Regions from separate parts of the Mus musculus genome. Here regions 1 and 3 are each linked to region 2. A link is a loop called in an ENCODE intact Hi-C map of the cell type or tissue named here. Cell type or tissue: left cerebral cortex. All regions are shown on one strand.

Region 1 (8,000 bases), 400 kb after region 2:
ATCTGCCCAGCTGCAATGTTGGAAGCCAAGGGCAGCCAGGAGCTGGATCTCCTGGCCACTGTGGTCTTCTGCCTGGCTGGGGCTGAGGTTGGAGCAGGGACGGGAGCCTTACCCAAGGCAATGTAATAAAGCAGGCTCTTGGCTTCCCCGTGTGGTCAGTGCTTAGAAATGTGGGGCCTGTGCATAGTAGGGAACTGCCTAATGGGCCCTGTCAGTGGACCTGGGGCAGGTCCATGTGCCACACAGGTCCCATCGTCTGCTGACGGGCACCACACTGCAGTGAGGGCCTAGTGACTGTCAGTTACTAGCAGCTTTCAGTTGAATCCAGGAATTTGAGCGGGCCCCTAACTGCCCCTTCACACCATCTCCACCCATCTACACTTGATGCCTCCTCCTTCATTAGCTCATCCCAGGCCTCTGCTTCTTGGTTCAGAATTGTTTTCTGGCCTTTCATAGCCAGGTGACTAGATTGCCAGAGGGACAAAATGACAACAATCAAGACAGAACAAAAAGGCCCAACAGTTGAACTTTATGAAAGAGTGTTTCGACCCCACATAAATATCCAGCCTGCCTTCCTACAGCATGAAGGGCAAGTCCATGTTCTTCTCTCCTGTGCCTACGTAGATGTAGCCATAGTTCTTGGTGCGAGGAGCGTGGTAGAAGGTGAGGCCTGGCCAGAGCAGGCTGCGCAGCACCACCAGTGCGTTGCCCCTTTCCATCTGGATGCTCCAAGACCCTGGATGGGAGGGACAATTGAGGCCTGGCACTGAGGTGCCACTGAGAAAGTTGCTGTGCTCCTGATGGTCACAGTCACTTGCTCATGACACAGGGAAGGGAGCAAGTGTAGAGGTGACTTCAGGGACCCACAGATGGTGTGGCTCCCTTTCCTTGCTTCAGGGTAAATCACTGACCTTGGGCCTCTGCCCTAAGATCGATGAGACAACCAGGGGCTCAAGCTGAAGTTGGGCCATTTCAGGCCTCCACCTCAGTGGTCTGCCCAACTGCTGATGGGTGGAGTCATGCCTGGTAGGAGGAGACCTCGGCTGCTGAGTCTGCCCCATGCTACTCAAGACGCCAGGCAGCTCAGACCAGGCTAGGCTGTGCAGCCAGGATGACTTGGCTGGAAGGGCCTGATCCAGCTCCAAGGGAGGGAGCCGCTGTGTGGGAGGAAGGAGCCTGGGAAAATCGCCTCTGGATGCAGATCTGGGCTTCTATTCCCCTGCGCACAGAGGCCTCTCCCCCAAACCAGCCACAGCCCTGCTCTGGGCCCTGCCAGGAAGGCAAATAACTTTTGAAGGTTTTGGTACAGGACCAACCAGTTATGCTCAGAGGGCTGATCTGGAGCCTTCATCAGTTGCCAGCTCAGCCCCGGTGCTGGCTCCCACCACTCAAGCTTCCCGCAGCCTACCTCCAACCATGGCCCACCCTGGTCACTCCACACCCAGCAGCCTCACGATTCAGTCAGTTTCCACCCTCCAGAGGCCACCCTGCATCAGAGAAGCCTATCCCCGTGTAGCTAGCTGCCTGCCCAGGTCAAAACCAGAGCTTTCTGGAAGCATGGAGGTCCTCTGCCCCTGGTCCTGACTGAGCCATGCACAGAACAATGGGGTGAAGGCCACACCATGGGCCTATCGCTTGCTCTAGGCCCCAGTGCCACCGCCAAGGAATCAAAACATCAAGTGAAACAGGCCCCGGTTGGTACGACACCTAGCCAACAGCTGTTCTTTGGGCACCTGAGAACCCTGGTGGCTTTCTTGGTCACAAGTCTCCAGGAAACATTGCTTGAGGGGAGACAAGGATAGAATGTTACAGAACAGTGTCCCAGGCCCTGTGTTTTATCCTTGGCAACAAAAAGACCCAGAAATATACAGTTCTCTAGCCTTAAGTCCCATTACTGGGGCCCAGAACATCATTTGGACAGCTTTCTACAGAGACCTAATCCCTCATTGCCCTTGGAGCCCACAGCTACACAGCCTCTGTGAGATAAGCAAGACCAAGCTCTGATTGCCCACCCAGGGAGGCTGGCTTGCAGCGTCCCTCACTCAGGCGCTAGCCTGGAGAAAACAGCCTAGGGTCTATCCCTAACCCCACTGTATCCAGATATCTATCGATTCAACCAACAGCATGGTGGCATGGGGCCCCTCAGACCAGCATGTCTGCTCACCTCTTACTTCGAGGAGATGGGAAGCAGAGGCTGAAATGAGTAGCCCAAGCCCAGCAACATGGGTAAACTGTGAGGAAGTTAAAAAAATACAAATACAGATGCCAGTGAGGGCGGGACCAAGCAAGCCAAAGGGTGCTGAGTTGCAGCATGCCAGGGGCCGGGCTCTCTGCCTTCCCGCGCAGCCCCGGCATCGTGTTCTTGTCCTCTCAACCTCCCTGGTTCAGTCAGCTCATCATCTGGGACACACACCATGTTCCATTCTCTCTCTCTCTCTCTCTCTCTCTCTCTCTCTCTCTCTCTCTCTCTGTGTGTGTGTGTGTGTGTGTGTGTGTGTGAGCAGACACACAGTGTGTACCTGACACCTTCACCTCCATCTCAACTGTAAATATGGAAAAACCAGGCCCAGACAACTGTGGTAGTAGCCCTTTGAAGGAATGATCCAGTGGATCAGTTCACAGCCCCAGGCCTCCTCAGACCTGGCTTCCTCTCCAGAGACCTGTACTGAGACTGGGGAGAAGATCCAGCCTGGAACTCAGCAGCTGAGCCTCTGCAGTTGGCAGGAGGTCTTCCTGGGTTTCCCAATGCCAGAGAGAGTAAGGGCCAGGCTCAGGTCAAACTGTCGAGGGAGCAGCAGGTATCCTACGTCTCAACCCCTAAAGGTCATCACACTAAGCAATGGCCGGGAAGGCCTGGGTAGATGGCTCAAAGCTAGATTTGATTCCCAGCACCTACGTGATGGCTAATAACCATCTAACACCAGCGCCATGGTGGCCTCCATAGGCACCAGGCATATGTGTAGTACACAGATATACATGCAAACAAAATACCCATACAGGTAAAATGAAATTTAAAAAAAAAAAAAAATGGGCTGGTCAGATGGCTCAGTGGGTAAGAGCACCCGACTGCTCTTCCGAAGGTCCGGAGTTCAAATCCCAGCAACCACATGGTGGCTCACAACCATCTGTAACAAGATCTGACGCCCTCTTTTGGAGTGTCTGGAGACAGCTACAGTGTACTTATATAATAAATAAATAAATCTTTAAAAAAAAATGGCTGTAAGTTCCTGAAAGCCACCATTCTCTTTACCACAAGGTAGAGTCAATCCTCTCAGAGTGGGGACAGAGAAAAAGGACACCCCTGGTGCAGCCTCCAATATAAGTAAACAATGGGGTAGGGGTAGGGTCCTCTGATCGCTTCTAAAAGACGTAGGAGCCATCTGCACGAACCCCCATAAAGCTGATGCCACACTGCCCATTCTCTTCAGGCTCCCTGTCCTCACTAACCACCAGCAGCTTTTAAAGGTCAATTTCTTGGCTGCAGGACTCTTGCTGCCCTCTGCTGCCCAAACTGGGCACTGCACTGAGTACTCTTTGTTGGGACCCCGGCCACCTGCTGCCTCTGCTGCCTACTCTGTGCGCACCCCCACCCCATCCTACCCTCCAACATCTTCCAGTATAACTTCTGTTTTTTCAGCTTCTCCTGGTTGCGCTCAAACCTTCCTGACTTAAGAGCGTTGTCTTTCTCATTCCAAGGGCACCAAAAGAACTTGGCACGCAGCAGCTGCTCCATGCTCTGCTGACAGAGCGGAAAGGTTAAGGAGTATTGAATGGCAGAGTCCAGGTGAGGAAGCTGGCTGCCCTGCGTACTGCCCCACCTGTCTTCCGGTGCAAGCCCGCAGCCAGGAAGTCTTAGCACTCATCAGGAGGAGGATCTTGCCAGGGATCCATCCCTACAAAACTTTCCATCCCAGGACATCACACAGCAGCTCACTGCCAAGATATTAGCCTCAGGCAATATCCCTCTCCATTCTGTTCTCTTCCACTCAGAGAGAAGCTGTGAGCTCTGGGCTTATCTCTGTGGGCACAGGGAACAGAGACCCCAGGACAAGGCCCACTTCACACCTGCTTAGAGGTGACCTGAGCCATCTTGAATGACTGCTTCAGACTCAGAAAGCAATGTTCCTCCCTAAGTAGAAAGAGCTAAAGATCTACAGACTCCACCCCTCTAGCCAGGCATGGTATCCAAGGGTTCTAGTCCTGACTCTGCACAGGTCATCACCACTGCATCTGCTAGGCAGGAGAGGCGCCCAGCGGCTCATTCAGCTCTCACTAGAAGAGTCTGGAAGGAAGCCAGAGTGTGTCTGATAAGGAGAGCCATCCCGGCCTCGTCATTCTCCTTCTGTTGCCAACGAGTCCCAGAAGCCACCTCCCCATCACTGTAAGCCCACACTCAAGGTGACTTGGCTCAGGTGCCTCCGTGTGGTGGAACCAGCTGCTCAGAACCATCGTCCCTAGCCCTGTGAGTCGCCCTAAGACAGGAACCTGCAGGTTTGCTTGTCCCTTCTCTGTCCACCTGTGAACACTGCCTTCTGATCACGGGCCTTCCCTTAAGCCTCCTTAGCTCTTCCCACCAAAGCTTGTCAGGAACCTGGAAATTATATATGTGTACATATAAAATCCATATTTTGGCTGAGTGGATGGCATGTGTCTTTAATCCCAGCACTTGAAAAGCAGAGGCGGGTGGATCTCTGCAAATTTGAGGCCAGCCTGGTCTACAGAGTGAGTTCCAGGACAGCTAGGGCTATACAAAGAAACCCTGTCTCAAATTTAATAATAATAATAATAATAATGTTTCATATAGCTCAGCTGACCTAGAATTTACTATGTAGCCAAGGATGACATTAAACTTCTGACCCTCCTGCTACATAATGACGGGGAGGAGGGCTGGTACCAAAGTGGGTTGGATATCAGCAAATAGAGAGTTATCAAAGGACATAGGAAATAGAATGATGATAGGAAGGAGAAATAAACCTAAAAGGTCTAATGTAAAACATGGTAACTGTAGTTCATGATGAATATATACGGATGCAGATATATATGGATTTAGACATATAAATGCAGATATATTTGAGGTAGGGTTGTGCACTGAAGTCCAGGCATCTGAGTCCTGGGATCACAAGTCTGCACCACCACAGTTGACTTTCCGTTATGCTCCTGGACAGTGCAATAGCAGACAAGTGTGCTCCTGGGGGGAAGCTACCTGAGCTAGACTCAACTGTTAGCCTCAACTGCTCGGGTAGCTTATACACACACACACACACATATACACACACACACACACACACACACACACACACATATACACATATATATATATACACACACACACACACATATACACACACACACACACACACACACACACACACATATACACACACACACACACACACACACACACACACATATATATATATATACACACACACACACACATATACACACACACACATATATATATATATACACACACACACACACACACACACATATATATATATAGCTTTACCCATTAAAGAAAATAAAAAGATTTTTAAACTTAAAATACCGTGGGAGCAAGGTGGCTTATCTGTTAAGGTATTTACAGCCAAGCCTGACCATCTGAGTTAGAACCCTGGAGCCCACAGAGTGGAGGAGAGAACTGACTACTCCACGAGTTGTCCTCTGACCTCCACATGCCTTATGGCATGCGCACACAAACAAATCCATCAAAAAAATTTGACTTGCCAGGCAGTGTTCATGATAAATACAGCTTTACCCATTAAATAAACGCCTTTAATCCCAGCACTTGGGAGGCAGAGGCAGGCGGATCTCTGAGTTTGAAGCTAAACTGATCTACAGAGTGAGTTCTAGGACAGCCAAGGCTACACAGAGAAACCCTGTCTGGAAAAAGCAAAACAAACAAAAACAAAAAAACAAAAAACATTAAAAAACTGGTTGAAAAAAAAAAGCTCAGAAGTGCATTAAAAATGATAACAACAGCAACAACTGCTAAAATCTCGAGAGACACTGTGTCACTCTACTTCCCTGCTCCCCACTTAAGACCAGGCTCTGGCTCAGCCCACCCCTCAAGAGGTCACCGGTGAGCTGCCAATGCAGGCCCAGGTTCTCAGCCCCCGCTGTAGAGAAGGAAGGTGGATGGTGTTGATCTACTGCTTTGATCTGCAGGCCAGCCCCACACCCTGAAGCTAATGGCCGGTTTGTTACCTCTGGGGATGTCATATTCCAGGGAGTCCAGGAAATCCAGCGAGGGCTCCAAGTCCGACTTCTCCAGCAAGGTCTTGTTCTTCAGATCAATAGCCTCCCTGAAGTGGAAGTACGAGCTAAGCTTCCTGACCTCGGACAGGGGCAGGCCTGGGAAGACGAGGTGGATGGAGAACAGTTAACCAGGGCTCCTTCCTCCCTGCATGGCTCAGAGGGAGGAGGCTGTGCAGGGTTCTGTCCACCAGACAGATGACCCAAGCCACAAAATGGAGCTCATTCCCGTCCCCCATACTTGACCCTGACCCCTGTGAGGAGCAAGAAGGGGCTGTAGCAAGATCAGGTAACCCTGATTCAGGAAACCTCAAGTCACCATGATTGTAGACTTCCGCCCCTGCTAAGACTTTCAGCTGCATCGTTGAACTGTCAACTGGCACAATGGCGACTTGCCTGGGAAAAGAGTTTGTTTGTCTATTTGTTTGCTTACTTGCTTGTTTTTTCATTATTTTTTATGTATATTTTTGAGACAGTCTCACTGAAGCTCTGGCTAGTTTGAACTCACAAAGAGGTCCTCTTATTTTCTGTGTATTTATTCCCTAAGCCAAAGTATATATTCACTAAGAAAGAAAATACATGTTTTCATCTCTATTCCTAAAAATAATAATAATAATAATAATAATTGTCAATGCCTCTGCCTTTAGAGTACAGGACAGGTCTTAACAAAGAAGTACAGGGGGCTGGAGAGGTGGCTCAGTGGTTAAGAGTACTGACTGCTCTTTCAGAGTTCCTGAGTTCAATTCCCAGCAACCACATGGTAGCTTACAACCATCTGAAATTGGATCTGATGCCCTTTTCTAGTGTGTCTGAAGACAGCTATAGTACAGTTGTATACATAAAATAAGTAAATTTGTTTGTTTGTTTGGTTTTGGTTTTGGTTTTTTTGTTGTTGTTGTTGTTGTTGTTTTGTTTTGTTTTGTTTTGTTTTGTTTGAGACAAGGTTTCTCTATATAGCTCTGGCTGTCCTGGAACTCACTCTGTAGACCAGGCTGGCCTCAAACTCAGAAATCCGCCTGCCTCTGCCTCCCAAGTGCTGGGATTAAAGGCGTGCGCCACCACTGCCAACCAAGTAAATATTTTAGAAAGTACAGAGAGCAGTGGTTCTCAACCTGTGGGTCGAGACCCACTGGAATCTAGCAACCCTTTCACAGGAGTTGCATATCAGATATCTTGCATATTAAATATTTATATTATGATTCACAACAGTAGCAGTAGCAAAATCACAGTTATGAAGAAGCAACAAAAATAATTTTATGGTTGAGGGTCACCACAACATGTGAAACTACATTAATGGGTTGCAGCATGAGAGAGGTTGAGAACCACTGATCTAGAGCAAGGTAGCCAATAGGCATGTCTGTGGGGAATTATATTCATTGTTGATTGATGTGGAAAGACCCAGCCCACTGTGGGCAGTACCATTCCCCAGGCAGGAAGCCCTGAGATGTATAAGAGTAAAGAAAGCCCCTAAGCATAAAGCAAGCATGTGCGTGTGTGAGTGTGTGTGTGCATGTGTGTTTCAAGCTCCTGCTGAGGTGGACTGTACCTTCCCTTCATTCTGCTACTTTCTGTCAGGGCACTGTTCACAGCAATGGACTGAAACTAGGCCACCAGCCACCAGCAGCTGACCAGAAGCCCCTCCTCCCCAGACCCAATCACTCTTCTCCAAGGAGGTCAGATGCCCCTGCTCTGCTCCCCCAGACATATCCAACCGAGCTCACCTTCAAAGGTCCGATTGACAT
Region 2 (8,000 bases):
ACACACACACACTCAGGGAGGGGGGCAGTACATTCCTGGATGAGGCGTCTTTTCTCAACCACTCTCCACCTTATTTTTTTTTAAATATTTATTTATCTTTATTTTCTGTGTATGGGTGTTTTGCCTTTTTGTATATCTGTGCACTGTGTTTGTGCAGTGCCTGTAGATGCCAGAGGAGGGTGTCATATCCTCTGGGGCTGCAGTTACAGATAGACATGAGCTGTCTTGTGGGTGCTGGGAATTGAACTCAGGACCTCTGCAAGAGCAGCTGGTGCTCTCAACCACTGAGCCATCTCTCCAGCCCCGCCCACCCCTTATCTTTTTGTTTTGTGTTCCTTTTTTGACACAGAGTCTCTTACTAAACCTGGAACTTGCTAGACTGGCCTCTACCCCATATGAATACACTGTGTAGTCCAGGCTAGGCCAGAATTTGCTATGTAGCCCAGGCTGGCCTCAGACACTTGACAGACAATTCTCCTGCCTTAGTTAAGTGTTTATTAGCTTTGGAGTTTTGTCTCCATCATTCTCCTGTCTGTCCCTCTTCTCTCTGGGATAGGATCTCTGTCCTCTTGCTGCTTTGCAGAGCCTCCTTAGCGGTCTAGTCCAGACATTACCCGAGATCCTTTTGACCCTGGGAGCATCTGCTGTCATTCTGTCCTTGGGGCACTTTGAAATCTGACTCTCCTGCAGGATCCTCAGGAGTGGATGGCGCAGACAGGCTCTTCTCACTGTCTCTGCCCTTTTGCTAAATGCCAGGTGTCAGAGACAAGGTACAGCCTGCACCAGGAACTTGCTCTTGACATGAACCCAGGCCCAGGGGAGGGACAGGCCGGGATGACATGACAGTGCTCAGTGCCCTGGATCTCTGCCTGGGGGTCCCTTGCTGGCACGGTCAGAGCTGGTCCGTACATGCTCATGATAGGTTGGATTTTGATGTCAGAACTAGGGTCTCCAACTCAATGAAGACCCTGTATCTAGCAGCAAAAGTTTCAAGTGGGAAGAGCATGTGTTCTTAGGCCAGGGCTCAGCTGGACCACATAGCAGGACTGCAGTGCTGGCCAGAGTTGGCGTCCCAGGGAGCAGACTTCTGTGCTAAGCAGAATGGGCCTTGGCAAGGACTTAGTGGGAGCCCTGGGTGGCAGTGGGGCCCGAGCTCTCCCCTGTCATGTCTGCAGCTGTGGCTTCAAGGCCTTTGTCCTCTTGGGCTTAAGGGAGCTTTGTCCCTGCTTTGCTTTTCAAAACAGGGCAGATAGCTTCACAGAGGCCAGGGCCAGGAGACCCACCACTGCCTTCACAGTGAGCTGGAGAAAGTCTCTCCTTGCCCCCACTCCCTCTTCTGAACACTATGGGCTTGGCCTGGAGAGATCTGCAAGGCCCTCTGCAAGTCTTTGGGAAGATACCAGCATGGTGGTAGATGGTCTTCACCTTGTCACACCATGCAAGGAGAACGAATAGGACAGGGCTCTGAGGTTCCCTGGCTCTGAGGTCCCCAGGCTCTGCGGTCCTCTGTGGCCTTTCAGAAGTGCAGCGCTTCCTTGAATCCCCTAGTGGTTAGCTTTGGCTTGCTAGCAACTACCAGGACCTTCCTATTTCCCTGCTCTCCCCCCAACTCCCACCGCTTGCAAATGGCACTGAGTATGTGTGTGTATGTGTGCATACATGTGTGCATGTGTGTGTGTTGGCTCAGTGAGCACCCCCCTACCAACCCAACTCATCTCAAGGCGCCCAGCCCTGAAGTAGCAGTGCAGAGATTTGAACTCACACAGCCTCACGCCCTCTGCCCCTTTGGGGAGCCCCGATATCTTTTGTCTAGGTCTTCTGCACACTTTCCTAGCCCCAAGCACAAGCTGACGCAGACCTCCATTTTTTCTGGCTCCCCACAACCTCTGTCCCAGCCGCGCTGGCCTTTCAGAGCTTCTGTTTCCCTCTATCTTTCTGTGTTCCCAGTGTCCCTGCAGTGGAGATCTCTGAGACACCCATTCCTGAGACTGAGCAGGGTAGAACTCGTGGGGCAGAGTTCTGGCCCAGAAAGTCCAGAGCACTGGGCCCTGGCAGCTGGCCTGGCACATGTCTGGCATAGCCAGCCTGCAGGCGACGTGTCTGCCCTGCCGGAAACTTCGAAGTTATCAGAGGGGAGTGAAGGGGCTGGGACTTGTAGCTCCTGGGACGTGCAGGGACTCATGCGCTGGAGTGAGTGCACGTGCCTCTGTGTGTGTGTCTGTCTGCACGTGCAGCTGTGTGGATTTCAGGCCAGAGGAAGGGTGGGAGGTCTGCTTTCTCGGCTCCCCTCAGCCTCTCATTCTAGCCTCATGTGGGGGTTCTCCTGCACATGACCTGAGACACTTCCATGTTAGACCTGTCTCCTCTAGTGGGTGATGATACAGCCTGGCTGTCTGTGTGACAGTTCCAGATGGGGATGTCCTGGGGACACCTGACCAAGCCAGCCTGAGACTTTAGCCTGGGTTGTATCCCCCCCCCCCCATCACAGACTCAGAAATGAATGGGGAAGAAAGGGCTCCTTTTTCCTTCAGTTGCAGAGCTAAGGAGCAACCCCTTGAATGTGCTTGCCCTCCTCTGCCCTGCTTCATCTCCTGGGTGTTACATTCCACAGTGGAAAGTGATGCCTTGCTAAGATTACAAACAGGGCCGGCCTGGACTGCCCTGGGATTGCAGGGGCCAGCCTTTCCCACATGGCTCTCCCCCTGCCAAAGGCACTGGTAGGGGCTGATACTGGTGCATCCCAGCCTGAGGGAGAATCAGGACCTCTGGGACGGGGGCGGGATCGTCTGGGTCATCCTTCTTCCACGGGGTTGACACTTTGGAGAGTAAGGGGTCTGTGTTCAGTTGTCCCTAGTCGGCTTGTTCAGGGGATGGCTGGGGCCTAAGCCCTTGGATCTCTGCATGCCTGGCCTCTTCTGGCCCTTCACTTCTGCTCTTACCCCCCTTCAGGTTGAGCCCCCATCCATACTAAGCTGGAGATTTCCGCAGGCTCAGCCAACCGCCTGACCCTAATTATGGCGCCTTCATCCTGTTGGGGTTAAGCTCCTTGTGGCCTCTCCACCCCCCCCCCCCCGACCCCAGGGGCCAGGTCTGGGGTCAGAGACTAAGGAGGCCCAAGCCTGCTATGGCACCTAGAAAGAGCTGTCTGGTGTCCTCCAGGGGGTGGGGGGCTGGAGGAGAGGAGACCACTATGGGTCCAGGCCAAAAGGTTAAGTGGTTTCTCTGGAGAAGCCTAGGGACAGGGAGTTACTCTGAGGGCACTGGAATCTGAAGTCCAGTGCTCTGAGGATGGTTCTACCAAGAACCATTGAGAAAGAGTTCGAAAGGTAAGCCTGCCTTAGCCCTACTCTGCCTGGTTTTCATTTCCCTATTGCTCAGGACTGGGCAAGCATGGCTGGCCAGAAACCCTGCCCAGGGGATGGCCACAGTCAGCCAACTTGAGACTCGGCCTGTGGCACAGTTAAAGAGTCCGAGGCTCAGTGAATGGCAGGCTCTGGACGCAGCTCACCCAACAAGCTGGGACTTGAAGTTTCTAAGCCCAGGCCAGGTCATTTCCTCTTGCTCTCCTCTGTCCCCTGGAGACTTCTTGTCTGCTGTCCTGTTTGTTGAGTATCATCTCTTCTCATCTCATCTGTGTGTGGAGCTATGTGGCAGAGAGGAGCGGGTCACCTCTTTGTGCCTTGCATTCCCCTTTGTGATACCGACGAGAGGGAGAGGTAAGCATGGGGGGAGGGATAACTATTTCTGCTTCTGTCTGGGGTGGGGGCTATAACAGCAGGGACAGGAGTGCAGAAGCTTCTAGATCATGCCCCTATCCAAAGCAGCTGGTGTTTTGGAGCCAGGCAGAGCGGCTCTGCAGAAGCTGACCTGATTTGCCTAAGGGCCCCGCAGTTACAGAAATGACCACTAGGTGTCAGCCTCAGCTCATACTTGAAGTGAGGCTAGGCCTCCAGGTTGCAAACCCCCCTCTGGAGAGTTGGTTGCCCCACAGTTGCTTAGGTGGGGCAGGTAGTTGCTGCGGGAAGGGGTCTGAAGTGACACACCTTCCTGGGACCCGGATGACCTGGGTAAGAGGCTCGCTTCAGATTTTATGTTCAACAGTTTGCATTCTCCTCTGTCTCGGGATGTATACAGATTCTGCTGCACACAGAGGCAAGACGACCCACCCCAATCCCTGCAAGCCAGATCCTGTGAAGACAGCAGACCAGCCAGTATCCACAGCAGCCCCGTGCAATAGGCATGACTAGCAAGTCCCATGCTACAATGAGAAAACCAGTGCTCGCACCTCTTACCCACTTAGAGGAAGACAGGGTCCTCTGAAGCCAGATTCTTTTTCTCACAACAGATGGATTTCTGGAATATTCTAGGATGTCAAGCTGAGGCAGGCTTCCTGTAAGGTTAGGAGTAGTATGGTTGATGATATCCAAAATGAGCCCAGTAGATGGAAGAGGGGTCTTGGGGGTGCCTGGTGTCATACATAGGCAGGTTGTAGACACAGGGTGAGTGGGAGCCATTCCCTGTCCATGTCTTCCTCTGAGCAATCTCCCACTCCACGCTTCTGTTCCCTTCATCTGTGAAGTGTCTACAGGTGGACTTGTTTCGTCTCCATTCTGTCCCTGACACCTGCTCCTTTCCAGGACAGATACTAAGATGGACTGGACAAGCCACCCCCATATAACACCACTTCATGTTTAGACCAGCGACTTCTCAAGGTGTTTTTGATTTTGTGTTCTAGCAATTAAAAAAAAAAAAACAAACAAAGCTGCGTATATACATACTTGTGACTTAAGATTTTGTTCGTTTGTTTTTTGAGACAGGGTTTCTCTGTGTAGACCTGGCTGTCCTGGAACTCACTCTGTAGATCAGGCTGACCTCAAACTCAGAGATCTGACGCCTCTGCCTTCCGAGTGTTAGGATCAAAGATGTGCATAACCATGCCCCAAAATGTAAGTAAGCATTTTTACATATTCTTGTATTGCCCCCCTTTGGTGACATGTACTCATGCTAATTGGACAAAGGTTTGATGAGATACAAAATGAGAAAATGCATAGGTGTTTTGGAGCTCTCTCCCAGCATGCCTGTACGGAGCATACGTGTCTTTGTGACAACCTGATTGCTGCAGGCGTGGGGGGGGGAGGGGCAGCTTAGCCCCTCTCAGGATGGCCACCACTCAGGATGGCCCACCTTTTCTGTCCCAGCCGAGGGAGGGAGAAACCTCAGGCCACAGGTGGGAAGGGGGAGCCGGGTTGCGTCTTGGGATAGGGAGTGGGGGCTGGTGGGTGGGGTGGAACCGGCATGACCTGGACAAAGCTGGTTCTTATCCTACATTCTAAATGCTGAATGGGTGAGCTCATCTCTGCTACTTCAGGTGACACAGAACAGGGACACTATGTCCTAGATGAAATCAGATTTCATGGGCTTTAGACGGTTCTATTTCATTTTAAACATTAAACAGTTGGATACCCCAGCTCCTCACATGGAACACGCTGGAAGCCCTCTCTTAACTACATACATGAAGGACCAGGACAGAAACCAGCTCTAATACAGTCTGGGAGAGCAAGCTATCCTCACAGGTTTCAATTTCCTCCTGAGTATGACCAGGTCACTGAATTCCCACTGTCTGGCCAGGGCAAGTCCTTCTGCAGAGCCAGCACTTGAGGACTTCCAAAAGGACCTGTAGGAAAGAGGGGGTGGGAGGTCACATGTGCTGTTCATAAGGGAGCACACCCTCTTTGGGCTCACTTCCGCGAGACAGGACTCTCTCCCCCAACCCTGGACAAATGGCTTGTGAAGGATCTGTGTGCCATCGAGAGTGGCTGCCAGGATGGTGGCTATGACGGCTGGCCCAGTTGTGGGTGCCTTTGTGCGCTGTGACTGGGTGTCTGTGTCTGGAGTCACTGAGCGCTTGTTCTGTGGGGTAAGGGGTGTGGGGGTGGGGGCACGGCCTGTAGCAGGGAGGTACGTGAGGCTGGGCACGAACTGCCTCACCCACCAGGTCTACTCTTGCCAGGTACAACCAGCTGCTTCGGACCAATGCCTACCGCCTCCTCCCTTCCCTGGGCACGGCCAGGCCGGGGGGCAAATGACTTGGCGGGCACCTCCCTCACTTGGACCCACTGGGGTTAGAGCCAGCTCACCTGGGGCGCAGGCAGGGTTCCTTGCTGGTGGGTGCTCTGCCAACCGCCCCCCTTTCCGGGACTCCCAGTGGGTAGACTGGGGAGGGGGGCACTGGCCGAAAGACAGGCCCCCTTCTGTCCCACTCTGTAGATGGGTCGAACTGGGCACAGTATGCCTGATGGATAGAGAGGACAGTTCTCTGTTGAGGGCCCAGGAAATGATTTCCATGTAAATGAGATGCAAACTCCTTAATGAGTTTGCAATTAGGAGTCCAAGCCTGCCAGGCCTGGGCAATGCCTTTGGGTTTTATGAATGGGCCGGGGCCCGGAGGGGGGAGGCGGCGCGCCGGTCCGCCCCCACAGCTCCCTGTCTCCGGGCCCGCGACATGCCGCGCCGCACGTTGCTGCCTCCCGGCCCGCCGCAACTTGGCCGATCGCCAGCGGGTCAGCTGCTCCGGACCGCGCGGGAGGCTGTCGGCCAGAGTCCCCGCCACGCTGCCTGCCCGCGTCGCGTTGTGGCCGAGGACACACCCCCTGGGGCCTGGTTAGGGCTCTGTCCTCCGGCGCCCCTTTCCCCGTTATGGGAATGGCTTCTCGCTGCCGAAATAGCGAAGCTAGCCTTTGGGCTGGGAGCGCACTGGCTCCTAACTTGTAGGGCTGTACGTGCGTGACCTTGGGCAGGGTGCAAACAGAGGTGACAGAGAGGAACCAGTTCTCACCCTAGAGTTCCTGCATCTCTCTAGCTCCCTTCTTTGGTTTTCTCCTGGCTTGCTCTCAAAGGTGATTCCCACCAAACCCAGGGCACCTGCTTTGTTGTATACAAAGCTGCCCCCTGTCTGTTCCGGGCCTGGGTTTGCCTTGGGGTTGAAAAGAAAGGCCTTCTAAGTGAGTGCGTGTGCAGGGGAGAGTTATGGTCCCCCAAGACTCACCAGATTGACAGTGTAGAGTCTTCTTTCCCCAAAGCTTCCTCCCCTCCCCCACTGCTTTCAGAGTAGATTAACTAATTACTTCCAATTAAAGCCGGTAGATCTCTGTACCTCCTGGGCTTCAACACTGCCCCTAGGAGTCTCCCTAGGCTGCCTGGGTCTGAAAGGGACCTGGCCACTTAGGGGGATCAGTGAATCAGTTAAGTAATGCAGGGGGCCACAAAGGAAGCCCACTGGGTCATGTGCTTGACGGGGAGGGCTGCAGACAAGCCTGGCCCTCTGGCTGCAGCATGGAAGTGTGGCCCTGCTTCAGGCCCTAATGGGCCCGGGAAGGTCAGGAGCTGCCGTCTTTGGAGGTAAGTCAGCCGGGTGAAGGTCCTGTGCAGATGCCCAGGGCTAGAGAAGCAACCACCAGAGGATAATCCAGAAGCCACCAGTCCTTGGGGACACTCGTAGCCTCCCTCACCCAGGATGTCCCTCCTCTGCCTTCCAAGTGCTCCACCCTTCACTGGTCTCAGCACTAGCCCAGCCCAGTCCATCCCAGGCCCCACCCTGACCCCACGTGTGGGACGTGAGGGGAAGGATACCTGGCATCAGAGGTAGGGCGATGGGTTGTGACCTAAGTCTCACCTCTGGACAAGCTGGCCTGTCTTGGTCAGGCAAGCTCATGCCAAGATGTGACTCAGGGCCAGGGCCTAATTCTATCTTGAGTTCTGCTGTAGCAGGGATCTGGGCTTGGATCTCTGTGTGTATGTTTCTGGCTTGAGGTGCCCTCTCTCTCTCAGCTCTTAGGTTCTAGGGTTCTGGCTATAGCTGCACCTTCTAGCACGTTGCCCTGGTAGGAGGTGGCAGGAAAGGCTTTCTGGCAGGAATAAGAGTTTCAGGGGCAGAGGGCAACTGAGCTATTCAGGGCAGGAAGTGCCACTTCTGGGGTGTTAAAAGTCTGTTTGCCAGCTTG
Region 3 (8,000 bases), 440 kb after region 2:
ATTAGCTGTCCACATTCCTGACTTGCTCACAGTCAGAAAGGGGCTCTGCTCATTGTTTTTGTGGGTGGGCGGGCCTCTGGCTACTGCTTCCTGTCAAGAGTATTTTCATCCATGCATTTGTCTCTTCACAGTGTCACCCCTATATTTACACTGTCCAGTGTGTCTGGAGAGAGCCTGGACCTTCTTAAAGTCTTCCTGAATATCCTGCCGCCCCTCACCAACAGCAAGGAGCAGGAGGAGCTCATGCAACAGTTGACAGAGTTCCAGGTGGTTGGGCCAACAAACAGAAGGCCGCGGGATGGGGGCTGGGAGGGGAGGGGGGCTGGCCCAGTTCTGACAAAGCCTGAGCATAGTTACAAAGCTTGGGCCTCCAAGCTGGTGGCAGGACACTGACAGTTTTCTTTGGTTCTAGGTGGATGAAATCTACACAGTCCCAGAGGTGGGGACTGTGGTTGGAGGAACACTATCCAGGTGACTGCCTCGTCGCTACCCACTCTGTCCAGCCCTCACTTGTTCCTGGAGACCTCTTGCATGAAGGGGCCCCTGGGGTTGGACGGTGCTAATCCACAGGATGTGCCTGTTTGCAGATTAGTTTTCGCACTCAGAGCCGGAGGAAGCCCAGGACTTCTGGCTTACAGCAGGGAGATGGGTACTGCTGCTTTAGGGGGGCTCTCCAAGGCCCCTAGAACAGATGGGTCATGGGCTCTAGGAAAACACTGCATTCAGCTAGCATCTCAAAGCAGGGAAATGAAGAGACTTAATGAACCATAGGGTGAACCCTAAGGGTAGAACTGTCCCTTTAGGGACCTGGTGTTAGCCAAGCCACAGGTATACCTCTGCCAGCCATTACTGCTGGCCCTCAGAATCCAAATGCTAGGTTGGAAAAGGCAGTCACCTCCCTACTTCTAGCTGGAATGTAGGGTTCCTTTGCCCTGCCTAATTCAAGGGACTTAAGCCCAGAAGGGCAGGAGTGTTTTGAGTGACCTTGGCAAAGAAGTCAGAGGGAGCTATGCTGACACTGCCACCTGCTGTCTGGGCTGCAGTGGGATCTGCCGCGAGGGGGACCAGCTGGTGGTAGGCCCGACAGATGATGGCTGTTTCTTGGAGCTGAGGGTATGCAGCATCCAGCGCAACCGCTCTGCGTGTCGTGTTCTTCGAGCAGGTCAGGCTGCTACACTCGCCCTTGGAGACTTTGACCGTGCATTGCTTCGCAAGGTGAGATGGACAAGTGGGTTGGAGAGGGAACCGAGGTGTCTAGAAGACTGTCTACTGAGTGAGAAGCATCTATCTGTCTCACAAGATGCAGAAATTCAAGGAAATACAGTCTCTAACTTAGGAGTATAGGCCTGGCTATATAGACTACTGAAAGAGCGTAGGATGCTCAAAACACAGGTCCTTAAATTCCCACGGTGCCCTCCTCTTGGAGGCCTTTCTTAGGAGGTGTGTAGGAGAGAAGGGGACTCAGGAGCTCTGAAGGGTCTAGAGTGGCTGGAAAGGGTCTAATGGCAGGTGTGCCCTTTGTGAACCTTGAACTGTTCCTTCCCAGGGCATGGTCATGGTGAGTCCCGAGATGAATCCCACCATCTGCTCAGTGTTTGAGGCAGAGATAGTCCTACTGTTCCACGCCACCACCTTTCGGCGGGGATTCCAGGTGACAGTACATGTGGGCAACGTACGTCAAACAGCAGTGGTGGAAAAGATCCACGCAAAGGTGAGAGGGACCCAGCCGGGTCCCATTTCAACCGGGTCCCACTTCTTCAGGGAAGTCTGTATTCTGACTCCATCTGAGGAGGGAAGCCTAACACCAGATCTGGCTGAGAGTCCCTGGTCACATAACGGGAGCAAAGGCTCCTTCCTGTGGGGTGGGGAGCAGCCTACCTGGGGCCCTCACAGGTGGAGTCCAGGCTGGCAGAGAATGATGGGATGGGAGGCACCTGCCTGGGCCGTGACCACTTTTCTCCTGAAGGACAAGCTGCGGACAGGGGAGAAGGCAGTGGTGCGTTTCCGTTTCCTGAAACACCCAGAATACCTGAAGGTGGGCGCCAAACTGCTGTTCCGGGAGGGTGTGACCAAAGGCATCGGTCATGTCACGGATGTACAAGCCATCACAGCAGGAGAGGCCCAGGCCACCATGGGCTTCTGAGTCATCCAAACAGCTCTACTGCTGTCCTACAATACATGAGGTGACTTCCGGCCATGCTGCCCACTGTTGGCGGCTCTGTGTGTTAATAGGCTAGGGAGAGGAGTGTCTGCTGCCGCTTGCTTCCTGCCACGTTCTTGGAGAGGTGTCAAGTTTGGTATGGCCAGGGAGGGGCAGTCCTGAGGGAGAAGACGGTTCAGGGCAGTGCTCAGCAGCTGTGTGCTCCCCTGGTTGGGTCATTAACCCTGCAGCTGCCTGGTCTTGTCTGCTGGAGGGAGGAGAACACAGCCATCTTGGCCCACTATCAGGACCAGGCATGACTCACCAGTGTCATCTCTGCACTTCAGGAATTGTCAACAACTGAGGTGGCCCTTGTCAGCACTTCTTTTTTTATACCTCCTCTCAAGGCCACGTAAGTTACCTAGCTCTACCTGACTGTGGATAAAAGACAGTGCTCTACCCACCTGGTGGACCCAGGGACTGAAGCAATGGCACAGAGACCATGACAGACTGTGCTCCTATCCTGGGTTGAGTCCCGATGCATATTCCTGCTTCATTTCCTTTTCTCAAGGGCCGCTTCCCCGGACCCTCCTGTCATAGGCCCCACTTGGTGCTATTTGTGGTGCTGGCTCAGGCGTGGGGCTGCCAGGCTCGGGCTTGGCACACCAAAGGCCAGCTGCATGTCAGTTTCTCTCCTTCCACAGTTATGTTGGCTTCCATGCTTTTTCAGATTGTGTGGTAGCCATAGGACCTGACCCAGTTTGTGCCTCCTGGGATCCTCATCCCCAATCCTGCTCTTACATAAACCTTTTTCTTGTTTTAGTAATTTGTAGTGATCACCCCCTTCCCTCTGTTGCTGGGACCCAGGAGGAAAGGGGAAGATGTCCTGTTTCCTATCCTAGGTGTGGACGCCCGCCTTGCCCTTTGTTAGCTTCCTGGGTTCCCATGAACTCAGGGATTTGTTGGAAGATTCTCTGCATAATAGATATATATGTATATATATTTAAATACACATATATATTGTACAGAATAAAAAATGTTTTATTGGACACTCTGCTTATTCTTAAGACACAGGTTCAACCTTCAAGACTAGATTCTTGTCAAGATTAGAGAAGCAAGTCACACCCTTCCATTGACCTCTGAATAATTGGGAAAGAAGTCATCTGTCATCTCATTGGCTGTTCTTGTCCCCTCCCCCATAGGCTCAGTGTTGTATCATAGGAGCCATATCATGTGTGTTGTGATTTGTTTTGCATCATTCTTTGAGCAGAGTATAAGGTAAAAAGGCCTTTTCGGCTCAAATAGCTAGCCATTGTACATACCACATTGTGTGCCTGTCAGCGGCAAGTGGGTGAACCCTCTCCTCAGAGTACCAGAGGTGGGTGGTCATGGAGCCCTCACATTTCTCATTTATAGCCTAGATTCTTGAGGTATCGAGGGCCACTTTAGCTAGTCCTCAGTCCTTCCTAGTTCTGTGTTCAGACTATCATACATTTTGGAATCCAGGGCATTGTATGTGCTAGGCAGACACCAGACTGAGCTCTAGTCCCAGGCTTTCTGGCTATCCCATATTAAACAGGGCCTGAGTACTAATCCTAGCAAAACAAATGATACACGTGGCCCAAATCTACATGGCATTCGGCCTGCAGAGCCTTTTTGAGGTGGGCGGCTCTAGCTGACCATGTAATTGAGGATGACCTTTAGCTCGGGTCACCTCTCAAATGCTGGGGTTGCAGGCGTGGCTCATGTCTGCTTTAAAACCATACACACTAAGGCTGAATCTAGGCCTTTCTGAATTTTAGGTACCAACCGATGAGTTATCTCTCCAAGCCCTGTTTTTGTACTTTGACATAGGCTCTTGGCTATGTAGCCTTAACTCAGTTTAGTTAGGATTAGAGGTATGTGCCACCATTATCTGGTATGGTTTAAAAAAACAGTTTTTATTAAAGGTGCACTTTTTGTTTTTTAAGATTTATTTTATATATATGAGTACACTATTGCTCTTTTCAGACGCCAGAAAGAGGGCATTGGATCCCATTACAGACGGTTGCGAGCCACTATATGTTTGCTGGGAATTCAACTCAGGACCTCCGTGGAAGAGCAGTCAGTGCTCTTAACCACTGAGCCATCCTCCAGCCCTAAGGGTGCATGTTTAATCCCATCACTTAAAGCAGAGGCAGGCAGATCTCTGTGAACTCAAGGCCAGTCTGGGACAGTGAGGACACAGAGAAACCCCATCCTGAGAATACCATTGGCTTAATTATTAAGAAGCCTGTGGGTAAAACTTTTATTAGGAGCTCTGAGCATTGAGGAAAGCGAGGTCATCTTGTAGCACAATGCTACTTTCTCAGCACTGTTTAGAGCACTAGTCCCATAAACTGTACAATAGGGCAGCTCTGCCCAATGAACAAGGCATACTGCTAACGCTGCCCTCTACTGGTCCACAAGCATAAGCCATCCTCCACCTGACTCCTCCAACTTATCTCTAAGGTGTCTAAGTCTAAGACACCTGAGTTTCTGCTACAATGCTTCTCTCTTTGGAGACAAGGCCTCATTGTATTACCCAAGCTGGCCTGGAATTTAATTCCATATTCGCCTGCCACCATCTTCAGAACTCTAGGATTACCACGGTCACATCTGGCTTGTTACGTTTCTCTTTTTAAAAGTCACGCTAGGCAAGTACTCTCCCACTGGTTACATCCTAATCTAGGTCTCTCATGTAGCCCGGGCTGTCTCACCAAGGATGATTTTAACTCCAGACTGAGTCCCCTTTCGCAACTGTTGGGATTACAAACGTGTACCAAAGCACCTGCAAACATTATTACTTTACAACTCCTAGGCTGTCAGAACAGCTAAGAGATAGGTGACAGTGGGACAGGCACCATGCACCTAGACCTCAGCGCACAGGAAAATGCAGTACGAGGATCTTAGATCTGACAAGTCTAGCCTACCCAACCCAATGTCAGGAAACTCACCGGTAAGCACTTTTTTACATTAATAGAACATTAGGGTAGTAAAAGTATGCAAGCCAGGCCTCAAAGAGTACATTTTTATTGTCTCAATGTGGCTAATTTAATACATACATTCAACCAACATCAAGAACATATTCCATGTAAGTCACTGCAAGAGTTCTTGCTTTTAAGAAACTACATATCTAGCCAGGGAAGAAGCTACACACTAAAGTCAAAGGAAAGGGTAATTTCCGGCTAAACGCGGTGAATTTCAAATCTTTCAAAGACCCAATTTATAAGTAAGTTGATGAGCCTTTAATCCCAGCAGAGGCAGGCGGATTTCTGAGTTCGAGGCCAGCCTGGTCTACAAAGTGAGTTCCAGGACAGCCAGAGCTACACAGAGAAACTCTGTCTCGAAAAACCAAAAAAAAAAAAAAAAAAAAAAAAAAGTTGATTTGTATTTATGTAGGAAAAAATATCTATGCTGTTTTCCTATCCATTAAACCTACTACCTGGTTTCATACATAATTCAAAGTCATGTAATTTATCAGAAAAGCCTGCATGGCTGAAAAAGACTGCTAAATCCATTACTTTGGCCGTTTGCACTTGCCCATCTTAATAGTCCTCGTTTTCCTTCCAGAACTGGGAAGTGAACATGGGGCCTTGCACATGCCGTCCTAGACAAGTGAGCTCTATCTCCAGCCCCATTTCCCCTTTCTTTTACAGTTTTTTTGAGTTATACTCCTGTTTAGTCTTTAGTTAGTTTATAGGGAAGCAAGTGAGCTTGCCAGGTTCTTTATACCTTTTATGACACTCTGTCTCCCTAGAGAGGAAAAGCATTGATCAGCAACAGGATCAGAGTCCCATTGGAAGAAAAAACCCCTAACTTTGTATTAGAAATGTCATATTCCCCTTGAGCAGTCAACATGATTCCATCCGTTAGAAAAAAAATAGTAGAGCCCTCCTGATGCCCCAGGCAGCACTAATGTGTCAGTGGCTTAAAAAACGATTCCAGCGTCTGCATGCCATGGGGCCTAAGGCGCTTACTACTGGAAGCCGAGGGACTCTTGGGATTTCTTTTGCCCTGAGGAGACACGGCAGGAATAGCCTGGGGTTTTGAAGTACAAGGCTGCAAAAAAGACTTCTGCAACTCCAATGCAAAATGGTAGTCCGTGTGTTCTGGCATGTCCCACACTGGAACCAGGGAGTCACACTTCTCACAGAGCACTTGGTCCTCAGTGGCCCTTTGGGTCACCTCCTGAGAGTTGTAAGCTGGAGAATCGAGCACGTTTGGACTGTCCCCAGCCACATTCATTTCTGTAGACACTGCTTTAGAGGATACTGGCTTCACCGCTCCATCATCAGGACCACTGTCTACACACTCTGCTGGCAGACAGCTTGGTTGCGCTGCAGGGCTGGCCTGTGGAGGGTCAGGAGCCGCAGAGTTACTAAGCTGTGTGTGCTGGAGCAGCAGGCTCTTCTGCTTAAAGAAAGACTGACTTCCTGTGGTTTGGCTGCTTTGGAACACAAGTGAAGGCTTGGATGATAACTTCTCTGTGGCTGTGTTAAGAGGTACAAAGGAAGTCTCTTTCATTCTCTGCTTTTTGGCAGCTTTTTGAAAAAAAGACGCTAGAGATGTGGCTGCCTCTTTAGAGGTTGGTACAGCTGGGCCAGACCCCTGGGTCCTAGTCTCAGAGCTGGCAATTGGCACCTTTGGCTGACAACTTGAGTCGCTACTCAGGAACGCAGTGATATCCGTGCAAGCTGGAGGGGCAGCCGCAGAGAACTTGGTAGCGCAGAGGAAGAGCATTGTGAGAGGAGGGGACCTGGGTACAAAGGAACACAGCAAGGAAGTTACTGAGTCACTGTTTTAAGAGCTCAGATTCAATAAATCACAACTCTGGTTCCATCATGAAAGGAAATTATTCTTACTCCAGCATTTCACAGCCATTAGTGTGTATCATATTAATATAAAGTAGGCTGGGATAACAGAATGAGTTTCTAGCAGGTTCCTGGCTTGTTGGGGGAGCACTCTCTCTCACTGCTAGTGCTAGACCACTTAGAATCCATGATTTAGCAGAAGTTGCTGTAATTAAGGGGTGGAGCAACAATTTTTTTTTTTTTCTGAGACAGGGTCTCACTATGTAACTCTAGCTGGTCTGGAACTATGTAGACCACCCTGTGTCTCCTGAGTTCTGGAACTAAAGGTGTGCCTCCATCACACCTAGCTTGGGGCAACACAAATTTTATTCAAGGCAACACTGGAGGAGTAGGTAGAGCAGATGTGGAAGGTCATTCCCAGCTACGTAAAAAAGCTTGCCAGCCCATTGGTCCACAGCTAGACAGCCTGGATTTGGTTTGTAGACCAACTCATCAGAGATCCACATGTACTACATGGATATACAAAATAAGTGAAAAAATTCCAATCTTAATCCAGGATTATGGAATTTTTCAAGATAAAATTTCCTATCAAGATTTTGGTTTCAAATCTCAGTCTCTGTAACATCTTTTTTCTCTTTCTTTCCTTTTTTTTTTTTTTTTGGTTTTGTTTGTTTTTTTGGTTTTTCGAGACAGGGTTTCTCTGTGTAGCCCTGGCTGTCCTGGAACTCACTCTGTAGACCAGGCTGGCCTCGAACTCAGAAATCGGCCTGCCTCTACCTCCCAAGTGCTGGGATTAAAGGTGTTCGCCACCATGCCCGGCTCTTTTTTTTTTTTTAAAGATTTATTTTGTGTATATAAGTACAGTGTAGCCGCCTTCAGACACACCAGAAGAAAGCATCAGATTTCATTGCTGATGGTTGTGAGCCACCATGTGGTTGCTGGGATTTGAACTCAGGACCTTTGGAAGAGCAGTCAGTGCTCTTAACCACTGAGCCATCTCACCAGCCCCTCAGAAACATCTTAAAGCC

Evidence for each region. Hi-C counts contacts between places; a loop is a spot of excess contacts. Peaks named below come from ENCODE experiments on the same cell type or tissue, not always from the same donor. Only the 100,000 strongest peaks of a DNase experiment are listed, where the experiment ranks them.
Region 1: a loop joins it to region 2, with 9 times the contacts of the local background. A loop is called at or near these places in 29 of 42 quality-filtered maps.
Region 3: it touches region 2 in a loop (3-fold over the local background); 10 of 42 quality-filtered maps call a loop at or near these places.

The regions. Positions count from the first base shown.
Region 1 is chr17:46,128,763-46,136,762 of GRCm38, forward strand. It overlaps Mrps18a (mitochondrial ribosomal protein S18A), which reads left to right. Exons shown (of 6, transcript NM_026768.3): 6 at 1-146. It overlaps Rsph9 (radial spoke head 9 homolog (Chlamydomonas)), which reads right to left. Exons shown (of 5, transcript NM_029338.4): 3 at 7,980-8,000; 4 at 6,211-6,357; 5 at 508-736. The coding sequence ends at 576. Among named protein-coding and RNA genes, the nearest start is that of Rsph9, 11 kb to the right of the region's middle. In left cerebral cortex, CTCF peaks have their summits at 169 and 3,503 (motif pointing left); DNase peaks (open chromatin) are centred at 1,163 and 3,507.
Region 2 is chr17:45,727,449-45,735,448 of GRCm38, forward strand. It overlaps 1600014C23Rik (RIKEN cDNA 1600014C23 gene), which reads right to left and starts at 6,396. Exons shown (of 2, transcript NM_028164.1): 1 at 6,138-6,396; 2 at 5,416-5,674. The coding sequence starts at 6,345. The coding sequence ends at 5,577. It overlaps BE949265 (cDNA sequence BE949265), which reads left to right and starts at 3,471. Exons shown (of 2, transcript NR_169044.1): 1 at 3,471-3,716; 2 at 4,135-4,770. F630040K05Rik (RIKEN cDNA F630040K05 gene) reads left to right here and starts at 7,058. Exons shown (of 5, transcript NR_152153.1): 1 at 7,058-7,398. In left cerebral cortex, a CTCF peak has its summit at 3,904 (motif pointing right); DNase peaks (open chromatin) are centred at 2,090, 3,506, 3,911, 5,853 and 1 more place; H3K4me3 peaks cover 650 bases; H3K27ac peaks cover 1,721 bases.
Region 3 is chr17:46,166,180-46,174,179 of GRCm38, forward strand. It overlaps Gtpbp2 (GTP binding protein 2), which reads left to right. Exons shown (of 12, transcript NM_019581.3): 8 at 132-267; 9 at 413-471; 10 at 1,044-1,215; 11 at 1,547-1,711; 12 at 1,967-3,191. The coding sequence ends at 2,143. It overlaps Polh (polymerase (DNA directed), eta (RAD 30 related)), which reads right to left. Exons shown (of 11, transcript NM_030715.4): 11 at 5,176-6,917. The coding sequence ends at 6,074. Among named protein-coding and RNA genes, the nearest start is that of Gtpbp2, 9.1 kb to the left of the region's middle. In left cerebral cortex, CTCF peaks have their summits at 1,045 (motif pointing left) and 4,582 (motif pointing left); DNase peaks (open chromatin) are centred at 1,096, 2,381, 2,759, 3,394 and 1 more place; H3K27ac peaks cover 465 bases.